2 separate regions of the Homo sapiens genome follow, and region 2 is linked to region 1. Evidence: chromatin contacts called from ENCODE Hi-C or POLR2A ChIA-PET data. All regions are on one chromosome and are shown on one strand. Each heading gives the region's core, a stretch centred on a gene start or an enhancer-like site at or near the end of the contact. The rest is flanking DNA. Distances are from core to core; before and after follow the strand shown.

What was found. A loop is a pair of places that touch in the nucleus more often than their neighbours do. ChIA-PET counts read pairs that join two places held with the same protein, here RNA polymerase II (POLR2A). Pooled maps may share reads with other maps.
Region 2: POLR2A ChIA-PET joins it to region 1 with 11 read pairs in Panc1. The contact joins two enhancer-like sites. A Hi-C loop is called at or near these places in 3 of 168 maps with a recorded cell type or tissue (CD4-positive, alpha-beta T cell, naive thymus-derived CD4-positive, alpha-beta T cell and posterior cingulate gyrus), 13 of 37 single-sample maps with no recorded cell type and 13 of 50 pooled maps. POLR2A ChIA-PET finds 5 or more read pairs at or near these places in 9 of 52 experiments (A673, BJ, HEK293 and 4 more).

Annotation. Positions count from the first base shown.
Region 1 is chr19:1,580,074-1,584,917 of GRCh38, forward strand. It overlaps MBD3 (methyl-CpG binding domain protein 3), which reads right to left. Exons shown (of 7, transcript NM_001281453.2): 3 at 4,467-4,604; 4 at 2,549-2,639; 5 at 1,019-1,196. Among named protein-coding and RNA genes, the nearest start is that of MBD3, 10 kb to the right of the region's middle. RefSeq lists an enhancer at 4,235-4,844. Within about 2 kb of position 2,203, at least 3 of the 41 ENCODE cell types and tissues checked have a DNase peak (open chromatin) inside an H3K27ac peak, as active enhancers do.
Region 2 is chr19:1,837,960-1,842,803 of GRCh38, forward strand. The region is part of intron 1 of REXO1 (RNA exonuclease 1 homolog); the gene reads right to left. Among named protein-coding and RNA genes, the nearest start is that of REXO1, 8.1 kb to the right of the region's middle. RefSeq lists an enhancer at 1-94. Within about 2 kb of position 2,944, at least 10 of the 41 ENCODE cell types and tissues checked have a DNase peak (open chromatin) inside an H3K27ac peak, as active enhancers do.

The DNA of each region.
Region 1 (4,844 bases), core at 953-3,452:
TGCAGGGCTTTTAATGATCTGTCTGCTATTTTTCACAGTCTTGTTCTTTTCTTTTGTTGACAATTCTTCCTATTTCACCATCTTCATTTCGGGAAGTTCTCTGAGCGCGCAGAGAGTGTAAATGGACCTCAAACCCAAAAGAGGGGGCCCAGAGGTACCACGGCCGGAGGAGGATGCCGCCAGCCGCTCCGGATGGAACCCTTGGCGCCCACAGTTTGTGTGCTTGTGGGGGTGGCGTCTCAGGTCCATCTGTTCACCCTGTGTGGGGGCACAGGGTCTCTTCTTGTGCCCAGGGGCCTTTAACCCCGGCTGCTGCCACAGGAAACCCGCATGCCCAGCGCCTCCCTGGCCGTTCCGGGTCTTGGCTCCTTCTTTCTGGAACCGTCAAGTTTCCTTTCCTTCCTCTGACCTAAGCCGTGTGCTGCACTGAACGTGAAAGGTCCCGTCTTCGCTCCAGCACTTCCAGAGTTTCCTGCAGGCGCCTCCGTCACCAGGCGGCCTTGCGTCCACTCTGCACACTGGAAGTGGGTTCGGCCCTGAGGCCCCGCAGGAGGGCCGCTCACCCCTGGGCTGCTCAGCCTCACCTGACTGTTGCCTGTTTCTGAGCGGCCGTGTTCCCTGCTGTTCGTTCCGAGGCTCTGCACATCAGAACTGCCCCTCAGCAGGCACCCAGAGCCATCTCCCTGAAGGCAGAGACTCCTGGCCTGCCCTGTCCCTCCGTCTCCAGGGCCCAACATGGAGCCCAGCACCCAGCATAGCCAGTCCTCACGGACTCAAAGGACCACACTCTTTTCAAGAACATTCCTCCAAGGGGTGCCTGGCTCGCCCTGAACCCAGGACGCGGGTGAAACGGTTCATACTGCTCCGACGATGGGTCCCCTTGCCCTGGCTGTTTCTGTTTCAAAACCCCAGCAGCATCGTGGGGAGACGGGAAGCACGCAGGCACACGGGGACACTCAGGGTCCCCACGGCCACAAGAGACAGGGTGGAGCAGCAGGGGACCAGGCCAAGGGGCTACCTGATGTCCTCGTCGGTCACCATGAAGGCTTTGCACAGGGGCTGCGTGGTGTTGAGCCATACGCCGGGGTTCTTCTCCACGGCGGCCGAGAGCTGTCCCGTGATGGGCATGGTGCTAGTGTGCAGGGCGCTGGCGATGGCCGACAGCAGCGTCTCATCCGTGCAGCCAGGTCCCACCCCTGCCAGGCAGTGGACAAACAGCCGCAAGTGGAGAGGTCACCACGGGGCAGCTGTGGCCCAGACAGGCCACGGAAATGCCCCAAGAATGGGAGCTGCCACCTTCTTGGAAGGAACCCCAACTTGGGTTCCATTTCTAAATTCCCTCTCCCGCTTGTGTTACTACATTCATAACAGAAAAAAAAGCAAGTTAGGCCAGGCGTGGCGACTCCCGCCTGTAATCCCAGCATCTTGGGAGGGCGAGGTGGGAGGACTGATTGAGCTTAGGAGTTTGAGACCAGCCTGGACAACACAGTGAGACTCCTGTCTCTACAAAATAATTCAAAAATTAGCCAGGTGTCACGCTGCATACCTGTGGTCCCAGCTACTCAGGAGGCTGTGCTGAGAGAACCACTTGAGCCCGGGAGGTAGAGGCTGCTGTGAGTAGTAACGGCGCCACTGTACTTCAGCATGGGCCACGGAGAGGCTGCCTTTTGTTTTTGAGATGGGGTCTTGCTCTGTATCTTTTTTTTTTTTTTTTGAGACGGAGTCTCCCTCTGTTGCCCAGGAGAGTGCAGTGGTGCGATCTCGGCTCACTGTAAGCTCCGCCTGCCAGGTTCACGCTATTCTCCTGCCTCAGCCTCCCAAGTAGCTGAGACTACAGGCGGCCGCCACTACACCCGGCTAATTTTTTGTATTTTTAGTAGAGACAGGGTTTCACCATGTTAGCCAGGATGATCTCGATCTCCTGACCTCATGATCCGCCCGCCTTGGCCTCCCAGAGTGTTGGGATTACAGGCGTGAGCCACTGCACCTGGCCTTGCTCTGTATTTTCTGTAGAGATGGGGTCTCACTATGTTGTCCAAGCTGGTCTTAAACTTCTGAGATCAAGTGAAACTCCTGCCCCAGCCCCGCCAAGTGCTGGGATTATAGGTGTGAGCCACTGTACCCAGCCGACCCTGTCTCAAAAAACAACCACCAAAACCATGCAAGAGCTGCATTCTTTGTTCTGTGGTGTGGACGTGCTGGGAGAGTACAGAAGCAAAGTCAGCTGTCCTTGTTTGTTTATTTAGGATCTCCATGGCAAAACTGCACGTCCTGCAGGTGAAAACAGCCCCAGGCCTGCGCCACACCTGGAAGCCACAAAGCCCCACCCGCAGGGTCTCCAAGGTCAAGAATGAAGGGCCCAGCCCAAGCGCCCTTACCCATCCCCAACCCCACTGGGTCCCCTCCTCCTGCCCCAGTCGCTGGCAGATTTGCCCTAAGCACCCAAAGCAGGAACAGCCATCCACCCTGCCAGGAGATGAGGGCACCTGCAGCACCTCCACCCCACCCGGCACATCCCCTTCCGCCTCCCCTCAGGGTGCCCGCTCACCCTGCAGGCCCTTGGGGAGGTCCATGGTCTTGACCAGCTCCTCAGCAATGTCGAAGGCGTTCAGGCCGCTCAGCTTCTTCTCCCAGAAGAGCTGCCCCAGACACATATGTGAACCTCAAGAGTGGCCCTGCCCTCTCCCCACTCCAGGTCCTTGCTGGGCTCCAGGGAGGCCCACCTGGCCTCCTTGCCCCATGTGGGTCCCAATGGGGCATCTCCCCTCCCACTGCCTTGGGTCTCCAGACCCTGCCCAGGCTTTCCACAGCCAGGGATCCAGTGGACGTTTGTAAATAAGAATAAAAAATACACATGGGGTGGCTCACGCCTGTAATCCCAGCACTTTAGGAGGCCGAAGTGGGTGGATCACCTGAGGTCAGGAGTTTGAGACCAGCCTGGTCAACATGGTGAAACCCCTTATCTACTAAAAATACAAAAAAAAGTCCGGTGTGGTGACGGGCGCCTGTAATCCCAGCTACTTGGGAGGCTGAGGCAGGAGAATCACTTGAACCCAGGAAGTGGAGGTTGCAGTGAGCTGAGACCGCACCATTGCACTACAGCCTGGACAACAAGAGCAAAACTCCATCTCAAAAAAGAAAAAAAAAAAAAAAAATTAGCCGTGCATTGTGACGGGTACCTGAAATCCCAGCTACTTGTGAGGCTGAGGTGGAAGGATCACTTGAACCCAGTTGAAACCAGGAGGCAGAGGTTGTAGTGAGTTAAGATCCTGCCACTGCACTCCAGCCTGGGTGACAGAGCGAGACTCTGTCACAAAAAAAAAAAAAAAAAAAAGAAAAAACAAAAAGAAAATACACACGGTTCTCAGGTTTTTAAGAAGTAGGTTACACAGTCACATATGGGCAGTCAACCCCCTGTATCTGTGGGTTCCATAACCACACACCCAACCAGCGGCAGACTGAAAATATTTGGGGGGAAAAAAAATAAATAAATACAACAACTGGCCAGGTGAGTTGGCTCACACCTGTAATCCCCACAGTTTTGGAGGCCAAGGTGGGAGGATCACTTGAGGCCAGGAGCCTGAGACCAGCCTGGGCAACATACAGAAACCCTGTCTCGAAAGTGAAAAACTTAAAAAAATGAATAAAACACACACAAGGAACGTCACAAGCATCCACACCTCATGAGCAAGCTAGAAAATACCTGCAGGTAACGTGCAAACATTAGACCATTTCCATTTTTTAAAAATATTTTTATTTTATTTTTGAGACCGGGTCTCGCTCTGTCGCCCAGGCAGGAGTGCAGTGGTGTCATCTCGGCTCACTGCAACCTCCACCTCCCGGGTTCAAGTGATTCTCCTGCCTCAGCCTCCCGGGTAGCTGGGATTACAGGCGCACACCACCACGCCCAGCTAATTTTTGTATTTTTAGTAGAGACGGGGTTTCACCATGTTGGGTCAGCCTGGTCTCAAACTCCTGACCTCTCAGGTGATCCACCTGCCTCGGCCTCCCAAAGTGCTGGGATTACAGGCGTGAGTCACCGCGTGAGGCCATACTAGACCATTTTCTGAGGGGCCTGAACATCCCCAGATTTTGGTATCTGGGGGTTGAGGGTGGGGCGTATCCTGGCACCAATACCCTGCACATTCCAAGAGGGGACCGCAGGACTGGGTCTTGCTCTGCCCCCAGGCTGGAGTGCAGTGGTGTGATCATAGCTCACTGCAGCCTCAGCCTCCTGGGCTCAAGCAATCCTCCCACCTCAGCCTCCCCAGAAGCTGGGACCACAGGCGGGCGCCACCACGTCCAGCTAATTTTTTACTTGTTTTTTGCCTCGTCATGTTGCCCAGGCTAGCCTGGAACTCCTGCGCTCACTACGTCCGCTCCACGTACGACCTCATTCCAAACGTCCACCCACCAAAGTGAACAACCCGGCCGGGAAGGCTGGGGTCGCTGTGCGTTGAGCTCACCTGGCGCGGCTGGTCCACCGCCTTCTGCGGGTCGCTCTTGACCTTGTTGCTGGGGTGGTTGGTAATCTTGGTCACCGGCTGCTTGAAGATGGACGCCGTCTGGCGCACGGGCAGCGCCGTGTTCAGGTCGGGCTTGCCCTGCGGGAGGAAGGATATGCAGTCCGGCCTGGGGGCGCCCCGGCGGCGCGGAGCCTCAGGGGGTGCGGGGCCCGGGTGACCCCCTGCTTTGCCGGCGCCCCTCGTGTCCCCCGCGCCCGCCAGGACCCCCACGGTCCGGGGAGGCCGCTCCCGCAGGGTCGGTCCGGCCGGCTCTGGAACGCCCGCCGCGGGCCGCGTCCTCGCCATGCGCCTTGCGCTCTGCACCCTGTGGCCTGCGCC
Region 2 (4,844 bases), core at 1,694-4,193, 260 kb after region 1:
CGAGGCTAGGGGACAGGGACGGTAACCAGGACAGAGGTCACTGCCTTTCAAAACAATGTAGAAACAGGCTGGGCGCAGTAGCTCACGGCTCTAATCCCCGCGCTCTGGGAGGCTGAGCCCAAGGCCGAGGCAGGTGGATGATTTGAGGTGAGGAGTTTGAGACCAGCCTGGCCAACATGGGGAAACCCCGTCCCTACTAAAACTACAAAAAATTAGCCGGGTGTGGGGGTGCCTATAACCCCAGCTACTCAGGAGGCTGAGGCAGGAGAATTGCTTGAACCCGGAAGGTGGAGTCTGCAGTGAGCTGAGATGGCGCCACCGCACTCCAGCCTGGGCAACAAGAACGAAACTCCATCTCAAAAAAAAAAAAAAAAACCAGCTGGGCGTGGTGGCTCACACCTGTAATCCCAGCACTTTGGAAAGTCGAAGCGGGCGGATCACCTGAGGTTGGGAGTTCGAGACCAGCCTGAGCAACATGCAGAAATCCTGTCTCTACTTAAAAAAATACAAAATTAGCCAGCTGTGGTGGCACATGCCTGTAATCCCAGGTAATCCCATGCCTGGGCGCAGTAGCTCACGCCTGTAATCCCAGCTACTCGGGAGGCTGAGGCAGGAGAATCGTTTGAACTCGGGAGGCGGACGTTGCGGTGAGCCGAGATCGTGACATTGCTCTCCAGCCTGGGTGACAGGGCGAGACTCCTTTTCAAAAAAAAAAAAAAACTGAAACAGAAGGGTACAAATGGCAAAGGACAAGAACCGGCAGGGAGGAGCCAGCGGGACCTTCTCCCCCTATGCCTCTCCATCCCTGCCAAGAGCCCACCTTGGCTGTGAGCCACTTTCATGGTCCACACAGAGTAAGTTAAGAGTCCAGCTCTCAGCCGGGCACGGTAGCTCACGCCTGTAACCCCAGCACTTGGGAGGACAAGGCTGGTGGATCTCTTGAGCCCAGGAGTTCGAGACCAGCCTGGGCAACATGGTGAAACCCTGTGTCTACTAAAAATACAAAAATCAGCAGCTGGGCACGGTGGCTCACGCCTATAATCCCAGCACTTCGGAAAGCTGAGGCGGGCGGACTGCCTTGAGCTCAGGAGTTTGAGACCAGCCTGGGCAACACGGTGAAACTCTGTCTCTACTAAAATACAAAAAATTAGCTGGGCGTGGCGGCGTGCTCCTGTAATCCCAGCTACTCGGGAGGCTGAGGCAAAAGTATCACTTGAACCCAGCAGCGGAAGTTGCAGTGAGCCAAGATCACGCCACTGCACTCCAGCCAGGGCGACAGAGCGAGACTCTATCTCCAAAAAAAAAAAAAAAGAGTCCAGCTCTCAGCTCCTCCTCATCCCAGGGCCTTTTCTGTCCCCAAAGGACATTTCCCAGTGGGTGTTTCTGGGACTCCTGTGCTCCCCGTCAGGCACAGAGGACTAAAAGCATCCAGGAGCCCTGCAGCCTCTTCCAGGGGCTCACAGAGAAGCTGGAGTGGGCACCTCCACGGGGCGCTGCCCCTCAGCCAGGGGTTCACAGGCTGTTCCTAGGATGGGTGCCGTGGCGCCTAAGGAGGAACCCACACACCAGGGTGACTGCAAGCACAAGCTGTTTTTGTTACTTGGTGACCTGTGTGCAGATGCTGGGGGGACGGGGTGCTGGCTGGCAATGTGGGCCGACCCCGGCCCCATCATTCATTCCTCCAGCACATGTTCTCTGAATACCTGCCCAGGACCTCAGAGAGGGCACGCAGCCTGCAGGGCACAAAGGGCAGGGCCCTCCCTCTCTGTCTCATCCACTTCCCCAAAGTCCACTTCCTCCAGGCAGCCCTCCGAAGTCCTCCCTGCAGAAGCAGCAGTGCCTGGCATAGTGCCTGGGATACAGAGGTGGAAGGCATGGTGGAGCCCTCACCTCACTCCACCTCCTCGGCCGTGGTGCACGGGGCGGTGGCCAACTCAGGACTGCGCAGGCCCACTTCCATGGCTTCCAGATCCTGTCTCCCTAGGGCCTGCTCCTGAGGCAGTGCTGGCTCCCTTTTGGTCTCTGAGGGCCTCTGAGCCACTGTGAGAGGAGGAGGGAGGGGTCTCAGAAAAATGGACTGTGACCCGTGACCGTTAACAGGGTGGGGATGGACCTGTCGCCAGGACAAATGGACAGGCTGGGAAGCCACAGGGCGGGGATACGCCTGGAGTGCACGCCAGGCCCACACCCCCAAGCACACGCTCTCTGCCACCTTCCTGGCCCTGCCCCCTGCCAGGCTCTTCTGAGCACCCCAGCGTCGACGGAGCTGGCCCAGGGCAGGTGTCTGCAGAGATCTGAGGAAGGAAGGAAAGTGGGAAGGGGAAGGAAACACTGACCCAGAGGCACGGGCCCCTCCACACCTGCAGCACACCGACTCTCCAGACATGAGTCTCTGTGGGAACAGGAAGAGACTCCAGAAAGCTGAGAATCGCAGACTGCCCAACCGCAGGAGCGCTCCCAGGCTGGGGACAGATGAGACAGCATATCAACAGTGAGCCCCATCGGCGGCAAGCTCCCAAGCAGCCCCAAGCCCAGAGCAGGAGAACATCCCAGGCTTTCCTCGAGCTGTCTCCATCCCCAGAGCCCACAGCCCTAATCCCACTTCCAGCCACAGGCAAACTCCTATTCATCCTCCAAAACCCAGCCCAGTAATCCTGTGTTTGGAAACACTCGCCCCACCCCCCTGCAACTCTGAGTGACACCCGGGCCCGCCCCACGTCACCCCTCCACTCCCTGCAACTCCAAGTGACAGCTGCCCTGTCTCCTGGACCCGGGCCCACCCCACATCACCCCCTCCGCTTCTGCTTCCCGAGTCCCCTCAGCCTGGCGCCACAGACACTGAGTCTAGATGGACCCAGACAGGGCCTTGGAGGGCACCAGGACCAGCTCCTGGCTTTACAGAGAACACTGAAGTCCTGTGGTGTGTGTGTCCAGGCTCAGCCCACAGCTCGTCCCGAGTCCTCCCCCAACCACTCCTTTCCTGAGGCCGGAAGCAGGGGCAGGTCCCAGAACCCCGGGCTCCAGGCACGCAGCCTGTCATGGGACGGGAGGCGCTCCGTCCTCGCAGCCGTTCCCAAAAACCTCTCGGAGCCTAAGGGAGGGATCGCCCCGAAACAGCCAGTGCACATGCGGCTCCTCCAAGGGTCCCAGAGGACTTGGCTGTTAGAGGAGGAAGAGGAATGGCAACTCGAGAGGTCCCCGTGAGGCTCAGGGACCCCCAGGATTGCCCTGACAGTCTCCCTTCTACCCTGTTTATTTTCTTTTCAGGTTTTTGCTTTTTGTTCTGCAGCAGATCATACCAACAGAATCTACCCACTGCGCGGACAGCGTAAGGAACAAGCCACGGCCGGGCGCACCCAGCGCTCCCCGGAAACCTGCCTGCTCCTCTCTAGGGATTGCTTTGCAGAAGGGATTCTGAGGGTGGGGAGGAGGGCGGAGGAGGACAGAGTTTTCTCGTCAAAGTGAGGCCTGCTACAGCACAGCCCGCACGACGCTTCCCGTCACACTCAGATGCCACGACCCCATCGTGCAGAAGAGCTCGCAGAGGCCGAGGGAGGTTCAGGAGGCAACAGGCTCAAGGGGGTAACGCCCAGCAGGAGGAGGCCGGGGCCTTCCTAGCGAGCTCTGCCCCACAGAAAGCCAAGCAAGACGCCTTCATTCCGGGGTACGGTCTCCAGAGGGACAGAGGCCGGCCACTGGCACCTGAACCTCCAGTCTGCAGTCCCTGGAGGAGACGGTAAAGCTGCACAGGGCTCTGGGGGGAGCGCTCTGGGGAGCGGCTCAGGCACTGCAAGAGTCCCCGGAACCCCTCCCAGCAGGCACGCTTGTCCCCGCTGACCCCAGCCCCAGCGAGCTGCTCTGCCTCTCCCATCTCAGGCTCTGGGGGCAGGGACGGTGCTTCTCAGGGTCTCTGCCTCTCCCTACAGGCAGAGCGCCAGCTCAGCCATCCCTCTCGAAAACACAAAAACAGGCCCAGCACAGTGGCTCACGCTTGTAATCCCAGCACTTTGGGAGGCTGAGGCGGGTGGATCACTTGAGGCCAGGAGTTCGAGACCAGCCTGGCCAACATGGTGAAACCCCATCTCTACTAAAAATACAAAAATTAGCCAGGCGTGGTAGCAGGTGCCTGTAATCCCAGCTACCTGGGACACTGAGGCAGAAGAATCACTTGAATCCAGGAGGCGGAGGTTACAGGAAGCTAAGATGGAGCCACTGCACTCCAACAGCCTAGACGACAGAGCCAGATTCCGTTGCAAAAAAAAAAAAAAAAAGCAGCAGCAGCAAAGAAAACACAAAAACAGCAGGCGGGGCCGCCAGACCGGCATCCTCATCCTCAGGACTACTGCCCCAAGCTAGATCTCTGTCTGTGGGGTTGTCCCCAGCACTGAAGGGTGCTGAGCAGTGCCCCTGGCCTCTGCCCTCTCTGTGCCTGCACCCCCAAACTGGCAACCAAAACATCTCCAGACATCTCCTAACATTCCCAAGGTGCAGAACCGCCCTGTCGGGATCAGTCACTGCTCTACTGAAGACCTAAGCAAAGAATCCTAAAATATGAATACCAAAACCAGCCTCGACTGGCACGGCCCACGCCTGGAGGCAGCTCCGGGCCCAGCAGCCAGGTTTTCAAAGCTGCCCAGGCGCTCCGGAAGTCAGGTGAGGACCTCAGAACCTTGGGAAAAGCCCCCCCAAAAAAACAGAATCCAACCTCATCTGTGAGGCAGGGTCCCAGCCATGGCTCAAGCACAGCAAGCCCGGGACCTCTGGTGTGGAGTCTGGAGGAGGCCCGGCAAGCGGCCTGGTGCCGGACTCGGCAAAGGAAGCCACACTTCTCCTCTGGCTCTTCC